Regions from separate parts of the Homo sapiens genome. Here region 1 is linked to region 2. A link is an interaction called in ENCODE POLR2A ChIA-PET data of the cell type or tissue named here. Cell type or tissue: PC-9. All regions are shown on one strand. Each heading gives the region's core, and the rest is flanking DNA. Links, peaks and the distances in the headings are about the cores only. Region 1 has its middle 17 kb from the start of KRT85. Region 2 overlaps KRT80 (keratin 80).

Evidence for each region. ChIA-PET counts read pairs that join two places held together with the same protein. Peaks named below come from ENCODE experiments on the same cell type or tissue, not always from the same donor. Only the 100,000 strongest peaks of a DNase experiment are listed, where the experiment ranks them.
Region 1: POLR2A ChIA-PET joins it to region 2 with 5 read pairs; 4 of 35 experiments call an interaction of 5 or more read pairs at or near these places.

Annotation. Positions count from the first base shown.
Region 1 is chr12:52,347,731-52,353,102 of GRCh38, reverse strand. It overlaps the pseudogene KRT89P. Among named protein-coding and RNA genes, the nearest start is that of KRT85, 17 kb to the left of the region's middle. In PC-9, for the core only: no CTCF peak of the experiment used is centred there; no DNase peak of the experiment used is centred there.
Region 2 is chr12:52,183,240-52,188,611 of GRCh38, reverse strand. KRT80 (keratin 80) reads left to right here. Exons shown (of 9, transcript NM_182507.3): 2 at 3,025-3,233. Among named protein-coding and RNA genes, the nearest start is that of KRT80, 6.1 kb to the left of the region's middle. RefSeq lists an enhancer at 4,219-5,044. In PC-9, for the core only: no CTCF peak of the experiment used is centred there; DNase peaks (open chromatin) are centred at 2,291 and 2,831; H3K27ac peaks cover 2,583 bases.

The DNA of each region.
Region 1 (5,372 bases), core at 154-5,153, 160 kb before region 2:
GTGTACGGTTAGTGCTGAGTTCCTCTGCTTTTGCACCAAACCTATTCTCCTCCATGCTGAAGGAGAAGAAGGGCCCTAAGAGGCAGGGGGAAGCTACCCACCTGCTGCAGACAGCATCAGTGTTGGTCCTGCTTGCTGGGATCCCAAAAGGACAGGAGTATGTTAGCTTACAGGATCCAAAATGCCACTTTATGCCATGTTTGGCTTTCAGCCATGGAAATTTGGTGAACTGGGAAGTAGAGATGAGGGGGGCATCCTCCTGGTCCCTTGGCTGGAAATGCCAGCAAAGCCAAAGTGGTGATGGAAGCTGCTGCTACCTAGCTAGACGTCTCTGAGCAGGAAAAAGCTTGCCTATTACTCAAACAGATTCATTTTTATACCATGATTTTAAATGGTACCCCAGACATCTATCTGATTTCATTCAATGCAGAGGGAGGCTGAAGAGTATGGTGTGGTTAAGAGCCTGGACTCTCAAGCCAGGCTGCCTGGACTTAAATCTGGCTGTGCGGCTTACTAGCTGGGTGATCTTGGGCAGGTCGCTTAACCTTTCTGTGCCTCAATTTCTCCAGCATAAAATGGGGGTGATAATACCTGCCTGAAAGGATTATTGTAAAGTTCGATTGAGTTCTACATGGAAAGTGCCTAAAATGGAGACTGGCACATAGTAAGGAAATCCAATATGTTTGCTACCAACATTATAAACAATTCATTTTTGTAATCCCAGCACCTTGGGAGACTGAGGGAGGTGGATCACTTGAGCCTAGGAATTCGAGACTAGGCTGGCCAACGTGGCGAAACCCTTTTTATACTAAAAATACAAAAATTAGCCAGGCATGGTGGCAGGCACTTGTAGTCCCAGCTACTTGGGAGGCTGAGGCAGGAGAATCACTCGAATCCGGGAAGAGGAGTTTGCAATGAGCCAAGATTGCACCACTGCACTCCAGCCTGGGCAACAGAGTGAGACTCTGTCTCAAAAAATATGTGGATATTATTTATGATGAGACATATATACCACTACAGTGGGCTTTTTATAAACACTCCCTCCTCCCTCACACCTCTCTGCACTTTCTGTTCTGTCTCCCCTTTTGTAGCTTCCCACTTCAAACCTTTTTCCCCAGGAAAGCTCTACCCTGCCTCATTCTGCCCAGCTCAAAACACTTCTTCACTCATCTTTTGAGTGAGGATGTACACATCTGGCTCGGTTTCCTGCCACTCAGTCTGGCATTGCCACAGCCTTACGACTGTGCCCTTTCAAGGAACCCACAGTGCCCGTGGTGGTGCCTGTCAAACCACAATGCTGGCGACAGCTATCTCTGAGTTGAGTGGCTCTGAATGCTTTTGTTTTCTTATTTTCTGTATTGGCAGCAGCGAGCATTACTTATGTAATTAAATTAAATATTTTAAATGCCAAGAGGAGGCAGTCTCTTAAAAGGTCAATGGCCACAGTACACATAGCACAATATGCTAAATTGACTTTAAAATCACATGGATAGGGGATGTGTACTAATAATTCTGATTGAGTTATTAATCCATTAATTATTAGTATCATAATGAAAATCAGTGCAAGTGCCAGCTGCTCACTGAATGCTAGTGAGTGGGTTGGGGGCTTAAGTATCCGAATGCAGACAGAACTCCAGTGGCTTCACCCAAAGCCCCAAGGAAGCTGGCAGAAAAGTGTGTGTGCTTGAGCCAAGCATGGAGCAAGTCCAGCAGCGTGGCCGGGCTGCCATCAGTGACGCTTCATGGAAGGTTTCCAAAGCCAACCAGGCCTTTGAGTTCCCTCTTCATGGGGGCAGCCCAGCCTGGCCATCATCTCATGACAATCACCTCCTCCTACTGGGGCTTACTATGTTCCATTAAAACTCACTTAATCCTGCAACAGCCTTACAAGGTGGATTTTGTGATTATCTCTGTTTTACAGCTGAAGATGCTGAGGTACAAAGAGGTCACATGCTAATAAGTGGCAGAGCTGGGATTTGAACCCAGAGTGGGCTCATGGCCTGTGCTCTTCACCTGTATACTCTACTACCCAGTCTAGCCTCCCCGCCCTGAAGGGACCCAGCTAGAAACTCTAACGATGTGGCCGTCCCAAGTCCAGAGGACCATGCAACCATCCCAGGTGTAAATACGCATCACTCTGCCCCACACTGGCTTCACCTGCCCTCAATTCTTGGCTCAAATTGTCAGCATAGCTTCTCCTCAGCTGTTGAGAAGGCAGCCTCCTTCTGTGACAGCTTCCCTGGGCCACTAACCCCAGGCTCTGGAGGACTGATGTATGTCTGTCTTGTCTTCCTTTGCAAGGACAGAACTTGTGCCGCTCATTTCTATTCCCTGGTCCTGAACACCAGGCTATCTAGGTTGATAGGATTCTTTGCACATCCCAAATCAAATGGCCTTTAACTAATTTTCTGAATGATTCCAGCTTTAAGAACCCACTGAAGCTGATTGCAGAAACATCCTTTCAGTCAAGAGGGTAAAGTAGTGGCCTTGGAATGAGATCCAGATTCCAGCCTGAGGGGCCGTGCAGGAGGGAGAAGAGCATTGGTGGCCAGCCCAGAGACTGGTACATTTTAGGTGAGCCATTAACTGGCTGTGCTCTTGGGCAAGCCCCTTCCCCTCTCTGATGTCAGTTTCCCTATCTGCAAAATGGGGACATGGTTGGAGTCCATGATTTCTAGAGTCTTTCCCAGTTTGAACATTCTCTGCCTGGAATATTTCAGTCCAGCTCTGAGTAGGAACCTGAAGGGACCCTGGAGCCCCTGTCCTCACCGGATCTCCTCACCCTCCAGCAGTTTGCGATAAGTGGCGATCTCCACGTCCAAGCCCAGCTTGGAGTTCATCACCTCCTGGTACTGCTTGAGCATGCAGGCCATGTCCTGCTTGGCCTTCTGCAGGGCGTCCTCCAGCTCAGCCAGCTTGCAGTGGGCATTGCTGAGGGCTGCCTCACCCTGCTGCTCAGACTGGGCCACCGCAGCCTCCAGCTTGCAGCGCTGTGGGGATGGACAGAAGGGAAGGAGTTTAAAAAGGGTGCAGGTTGTGGGGACTCTGGTGGGTCTCCAGTGGCCTTGGTCATCCTATTTTATCTCCATTCAAAACGGTTAATTTTTAAACTTAATACTATTTAAAAGAAATACATATAAATGGAAAATTAACTAGGCAGGGACATGGCCCATTTGGATTTTTTTCCTTCATTTTTGTACACTTTATCATAAAACTGACTTGAGTTTGGCAGGTGAGCCATTAGAGGGAGGAAATGTTAGCACTGAAATAGGAATGATCATTATTAGTGATATTACCTTATACTTGTATATACCGTTGTTCGTTTACAAGGTACTTTCATAGATGTTATCTTATTTGACCTTCAAAGTTATTCTGCAAGCTTGTCACTACAGGCATTATTGTTCCCATTATGCAAATGAAGAAATTAAGACTCCAAAAAGCTGTGACTTGCCCTAAGCTATGCAGTTAATTAGCACCAAGCTCAGGTATTCAAAGGCCACTGTGCAGGGTCTCACTCTTTGGCCTGCTGAGATCATCTTGCTGAAAGAAGCTCCCATGTGCAACAACTCCGGACACACTAACTACAGCCCCTCCCTTCACCCCGCTTAAGAAAGCATATCAGAAGCAAATGAACAAAAGCACTGTTATCACGGGACAACTTCGAATCTTCTCTAATTTCACATCTAAAAAGTAAACCACTCGCATATTTCATTACTCAGGTCTTAACCACAACAAATTACTAATGATACATCCTGTGCAGTGATGAAGAACAGCAACTCAGAAGGCAGAAGACAGAGATTAAGCCAGGCATGTGTGGGAGCACTGTGTTGTGCTGGAGGTAGTATTACAAATCACTGGCGAAAGGATGGATTACATAATCTATTTTCTTATGATATGTAGAAAAATTAATTTAGAACCCTACTCACTGTGTATACAAAAAAAAAAAATAAAGTTCAGATGGATCACAGACCTAAATGCAAGAGGTAAAACTATAAAACTAACGGGGGGAGAAATTTAAGAGGCTACCTCTATTACCTCAATACCTTCTAAGTCTAAACCATTAAAGGAAGAACTTAAGATGGATTTGGGCACATCCAGCTTAAAGATTTGGGCTCAATAAAGGACAAACAGACAAGTGATAGACTGAGAGAAAGTTAATTGCAATATGTGTACTGACAAAGGCTTACAATCCAGATAGAATGGACAAAGGAATACTGCAAATCACTAAGAAAAAAGGAAGGAACCACAATAGAAAAATGGGCAGATATATGAGTAGACAGGTCTTAGAAGGGGAATACAAATAACTAGTAAGTGTATGAGGAAAGATTTGATATCACTACTTAACCAAAGAAATGAAAATTAAAATAACAATTAGGTGCCAGTTTACACCTATCAGATCCACAAGAATTTGGAAGTTTGATAATAGTGGGTGTTGGAACAGGAGCCCTTGCATGCTGATTATAGTAGTGTACTCTGGCACAGTTCAAATACACGCCTCTCCAAATGGTAGCAGTCCCTGAAGATAGGAGGGAAGCAGGAACCAGACAAGAAGTGGCAGGTGTATGGAGCGGGGTCTCGGCGCCCCCCAACCTGCTGCTTGTCGTTCTCCACCTCTGCCGTCAGCCTCTGGATCATGCAGTTCAGCTCGTTGAGCTCATCCTTGGTTCTGCGGAGGTTCTCACCCTGTTGGGTCACTGTGGCCTTCACCTCCTCGCACTGCAGGTTGAGAGGCAAACACGCAGAAACAATGGCTAGAGGCTGCTGTCCCCGACCCAATCAGCCAGCCTACTGTTCCACAGCTCTCCCGCCTTCTGGCCCTGCTCTACCCAGGACCTCAGCGGCAGCCCCTCTAGAGTGCAGGAGTGCGTTTCCCAGGGAAACTCGAGGCTCACAGCTATCCTCCTGTCTCAGTGGGGCTGCCCTGCCCTCCAGACTACCTTGGTTTGGTATCAGGTCTCAGCCTCCACCCGGCTGCAGCTGGCAATATCATCATACTGAGCCTTGATCTAAGCCACAACCAAGTCCATGTTGAGCTCCCAGCTGTTGTCCATCTTCACCACCATGGAGGTGTCAGAGATTTGTGATTGAAGGAGGCAGATTTCCTGTAGAAGACAGCAACCAGTGCCCTCAACTCCAAATCCCCTTCTGATCCTATCTTCTCAGGAAATTAAAAAAAAAAAAAAATATCCCAACTCTGAAATTAGAAAACTACCAGCAAGTCAGGAAAATTTAAAAACTGTAGTTCTAAGAGGAAAAGGCTGGAATTGGGACTGTGGCCTCAAAGCAATGAGTAACGTGGAATTCTACTAATACAGGGATCAACAGAGCTGGATTTATGTGTATGCCGTCACCCCGGCTCACCCCGCCTTGGG
Region 2 (5,372 bases), core at 325-5,324:
CCTGTATGCAGAAAAGCACAAACCAGCCACTGCTCGTGAGTCTTTGAGGCTCCCTGGCTAAAGCCAATGTCTGGCTGAAGGCCGGGGATTCAACAGCCCCCGCTAAGGAACACTACCTGTGTGGCCCAGAGGCACTCCCCTGTAAGACCTGCAGCCTCTGGGATGTCCGGCCTGTCTCCCTCCAGGAGTTCCAGTTTAGGCTGCTCGGTTTCCCCCACAAAACAACATGCCTCTCCCCTAACCTCAGCCCCAACCTGGCCCTACTTTTCAACTGGGCTTCAGTTTCTTCATCTGTAAAATGGAGAGGTCCCTGCTACAGCTGCTACTGTATGATCTAAGGGCAGAGGGCCAGGCAGAACAGAGAGGAGGAATCAGAGGTGAAGGCTCGGCAGTCTTCCTGGGTTGGAGGCAATTAACCTGGCACCTCTCAGGGCACCAGGATTATGAGCCCTCCCCAGGTCCTTGTTCTGAGAGGGAGGAGCCTTTCTGCAAGGAAGGTCCCAAGTGGGGAATGAATTTCCATCCCCGCCCACTGAGACAACCAGAGACTCCCCCAAGGGCAGCAGAAAACAGGGGGCTGTCCCTGATCCCCTAAGACCACAGATGCCTTCTAGCTGGACTGGCCGGCCAAACGCACACCATGTCCCAGCGAGCTAGTGCTGAAGCATAGGGAATTGAGGTTAGACTGTAGGAAGAACTTCCTGGTGTGAAGATTTCTCTGCTGCTCATGGGTGGAGGAAGGAGCCTCACATCTCTCCTCTCACTCCACCCTCAGTGTAAACATGGGGCTCCTGCTTGTCAAAACGGAGGCAAGGTGGGGTGAGCAGATACCTGCCCCCCCAACGCTCCCTCTCACACTCACAAGGCAGGGCAGAAACCCTCTTGACCTCCATCCCTACTGAACCTGTTTGGCTGTGAGTACAGCAGAGAGCAGGATTAAGGTTGGCTTCAAGCAGAACCTACCAGTACAGATATGCAGGGGAATGGCAGCCCGCAAATACCGTCAAACGCCATCATCCAGTATTCCTGCTGGCGTTGTCTGCTGTGAATGTCGAAGGGTCGTCAGAGCACTTCAGGAAAAACAAGGACACCCTGAAGAAGCAGAGCAGAGAGAGAGGGGCTGGCCCCACCTGACCGTTCGGGAGCCTACGAAGGTGCAGAGAGGGCAGTGGCCATCAGATGGGGCTCTCTGGGAAGCTGGGCCACCGAGTTGCTTTGTGACCCTGGAGAAGTCACTTGACACCCCTGGCCTCCATTGCCTCCTCTGCAAATGAAGGGCCCAGCTCAGCTGATCCAAAAGGCTGCTGGCAGCTCTCGCAGGCTACGATTCTGGGAGCCTGGGCCAGCAGCACCGGCAGTGGTGGGAGAAGGCCCAGCTACTCACCTGTGACCATAGGGAGCATCACTGGGCTGGTTATCAAAACATCCTCATGACAAACAACCCACACTGACGGGAGCCAGGCCCCAACCAGGCCTCCAACCTCATGGCCTGCCCTCATGGCCTATCCCTGGCACCAAGGGAGGAGAGGCCCCAAGGGGGAGCAGATGGCTCCCAGTGTGATGGGGAAAGTGGTGGGTCAGGACAAATGAGAAACAGGTAAACTGGGGGCCTTTCAAGATATGAGTCATGGAGGGCTTCCTGCAGGAGGGAGCTGGAAGAACAAATGGGGAGGAGAGGAGGACCTGGTGATGGGAAGGAGAGTAGAGAGGACAGCCAGGGTGGGGAGGAGGGAGGCAGGGGGAGCCCCAAGCTGAGCTGGGCTGGACTGGGTAGAAGGAAGGAGAGGACTGCGCAGGACCCTCCCAGCAAGAGGCATATGGTAGGCAGAGTCTGAGAGGCGCAGCTGGGCTCAGAGCCCTCCCAGGGTTTCACCTCGAGGCAAAACTGTCCCTAACTGGAGGCAGAAGCCAGCCCATGAAGGGTAGCTGGGATCCCAGGGCCCACAGTGACCAGCAACACACAGGACGCATGTGTCATAGTGGTTAAAAGGTTCTAAACCCAAAGTTCCTGGATTCCAGGCCTGGCTCTGCCACTTGCTAATTTTGTGACCTTGGGCAAGTTCCATCACCTCTGGTTTCCTCATCTGTAAAATACAGCTTATAATAGTACCCACCCATGGGGGTGCTGCAGGGATTTCATGGGTCAAGCATGTAGAGCAAGGCCTGGCACACAGCAGGGGCCACATGAGCACCTGCTGTTGTCGTATCCCAAAGCACATCCCCAGGTGTCCCCACAGTCTCATGGGGAGAGTAGTGGCTCAGGACAAAGGAGGAGCAGCTAAACTGAAGGCCTCAGTGCTGGAGGGAAGAGGGAAGTCTTTCAACCTGAGTCACAGAGAGCTTCCTGCAGGAGGGAGCTGGAAGAACAAATGGGGAGAGCAGAGGGCCTGGTGATGGGAAGGAGAATAGAGAGGACAGGCAGGGTGGGGAGGAGGCAGGGAGAGCCCCAGGCTGAGCTCGGCTGGACAGGGTGGAGGGAAGGAGAGGACCGCGCAGGCAGGTGTTATCATTCCTAACTTCTAGCTGGGGAAACTGAGGTTCAGGGAGCCTCTGTCATCGAGAGGATGAGCACTTAAGGACAGTACTAACCAGGCCCTACCCTGCTGAGTTTCCAGGACAAGATGGGACCACACTTGTCGTGGTGGCAAGGGGGCAGATAGGCCTCTGACACCCCATGTTCCCTGGGGTCTCCCGCCCCAGCCCCAGGCAGGCATGGAGAGCCTGTCGCATGCTTGGCACTCTCACACCCTCTTACCCCCTTCCTCTGCCAGCCCTGCCCTGCCCTCGCCTGGAAACCTTTGCTAATTGGCTCCACCTTGCTCTGATCCTGTCCTTATCTCACCATCTTCAGTTTTAACAATCAGTCATTGGAGGTGCTTTCTGCTGAGTGAGCGCCCTGGGTGGTGTGCATAAATGAGCTGCCACTTCCCAGGGAGCCCTCCGTGGGCTCTTGCTGGTCAGCCCGGGGCCTCAGCCCCCGACTGGTCCACACCTGACCCATTCGCCGCCTTCCTGCTCTCCCAGGTGCAAGCCCTGGAACAGCGCAACCAGCTGCTGGAGACACGCTGGAGCTTCCTGCAGGGCCAGGACTCAGCCATCTTCGACCTCGGGCATCTCTATGAGGAATATCAGGGCCGGCTGCAGGAGGAACTGCGCAAAGTGAGCCAGGAGCGGGGGCAGCTGGAGGCCAACCTGCTGCAGGTGCTGGAGAAGGTTGAGGAGTTTCGAATCAGGTACGTAGAGCCCCATGAGAGCCATGAGCAAGGCCTGAGGGCTGGGACCAAGCTGTGCTCAGATGGGAGGCACTTAAGCCAGAGAAAGAGGAAAGATGTTCTGCAACATTTCTTTACCTGAGACATTTATTGAGGGACTGGTATGTGCCAGGCAGTATTCTAAATACTGAGGATATGGCTGTGAACCTACAGCCGCCCCCTCCCTAATAGCAACCCTTAAAACAAAGTCAATCTTGTGCTGGCTCCCAGCTAAACCCTGTGCCTGCTGGCCCTTGGGCATCATCATAACCCGCACCCCCTGCCTCGAGCAGCCGTCCTCTTGTACCTATGGACACACTTGCTCTTGTCCACATGTTGCTCTGGCAATGGGAAATTACGTCACTAGCTAGAACAGATGGGTTTCTGTTTTAGATGTGGCTTTAGATTTTGATCTCGACTGGGTTGGAAAGGAGAGGAAAGCCACCAGGAAGCAGGAAGGGGATGGAAAGAATGGGTTTGATTTGAATAAAGAAGCAATGCATGCCAGACATCAAGGTAGACTTGGAAAGAGACAGATAAGGAAAACAGCCCCAGTATGCAAGGTGCCTTTACAACTTAGTGGGGCAGACAGACAGACAGACAAACAGTTGCTGGGCAGTATATCCCAGCATTTATGGGCCCAGGCTTGGGCATTAGCCCAGAATGAGGTTTAATCTTCATCATCACCCATCACTAGCTTTGTGACCTCCAGTAAGTGGCTTAATATCTGAACCTCAGTTTCTTCCTGTGTGAAACGGGAATGATTATGGTTGATGCCAATCTAAAGTAGGTATCTAACCTGAGGAGGAAGTTGAGAGTGTGGCATGGTGACTGGCAGTTATAAATGGCAGCTTTTCTATCCCTAAAAGGCTGAAGTTCTCAGCACACAGCAGGTCTTTGACACAGGTTTGCTGAACTGAATTGGCCAGTCTAAAAGGGAAGGCTGGTCACTCGGGCTGCTTAGAGGAGAGGTGACCCTCTGTGGTCAGGTAGTGGGCAGGGCTTCAGGAACAAGGAGCCTGGGGCAGAGGAGAGTGGCTGTGCCCTGCACCGACCTCCTTGGGTCTGGTCTCCTTGCAAGGAGACCTCCAGCCAGCGTGAGGGGAGGACAGGGCAGGCTGAACCCTTGGTCTCCCCTCCTGCAGTGCTGCGGCCCAGCCCCAAACCCTGCCAATCTGAGGTGAGACCCACAACCTCCAGAGCAGCCGTCCAGGCAGGCTGGAGAGTGGAGAGCACCTGTCCTGTCCAGGAGTCCAGAGACCTGGGCTGTAGCTGAGTTTACCCATCGCCTCTCCCCAGCCCTGCCCTCCCAGGCCTAGGGAAACACACACAGGGCATCTGACCGCCCCTCCGGAGAGACCCAGCTTCCTAGTACCTGACCATGACCGGGCAGTCGGGGCAGCTCACCAGAATCTGTGACCCACTTTCCTGATCCCCAGTAGATCTTTGGCCCTCAAAGGCTCAGAGAATGCCAGAGCCAGAGGGAGCCCTGGATCCTCCTTTTACAGGGAAGGAAACAGGCCCTGAAAGGGCAGGGCTTGTCCTCAGTTACACAGCCTTGCATGCTAAGTCCCATCCCTAACCCCAGCCAGCCACTGGGTAAGGCTGCTCCCACGAGCTCCGCCAGATCACGTCCATGGAAGCACTTTGTAACTGGAAGTTCTATACACACACTACCTGTTGTTTTAATCTGGCTCAGCCCCCTCATTTGGCCTGCCGCCTGGTTTCTATCCGCCTGCTACCTGACTCTACTGCTTAGGCTGAGCCTCTCTTCCTCTCTCTGGGTAGGGAACCCACCCGAGTTGGGAAGGAGAGACTGGGCAAACAGCCTGGCTGGAGGGCTTCTCGGTCTTCAGGCCAGAGCCAGGGGAGCTACAGCCTGACTGTGCAGAGCCTAGGGCCCCCAGGAGCCAGGAGACGCCAGGCCAAGCCCCAGTAGGGAAGGGCTGTGCCCTGTCTCTACGGAGCCGATGAGATCAGCCTCACTCCCAGAAATAAACAAGTTGCGGGGGTGGGGATGGTGGTGCAGGTGTGACAAGCTAAAAAATGCCTGAGAATGGGTTTGGGAGCTGGTGGCTGACAGACTGGCAGAGGATTGGGAGTGGAATAGGGGACCTAAGC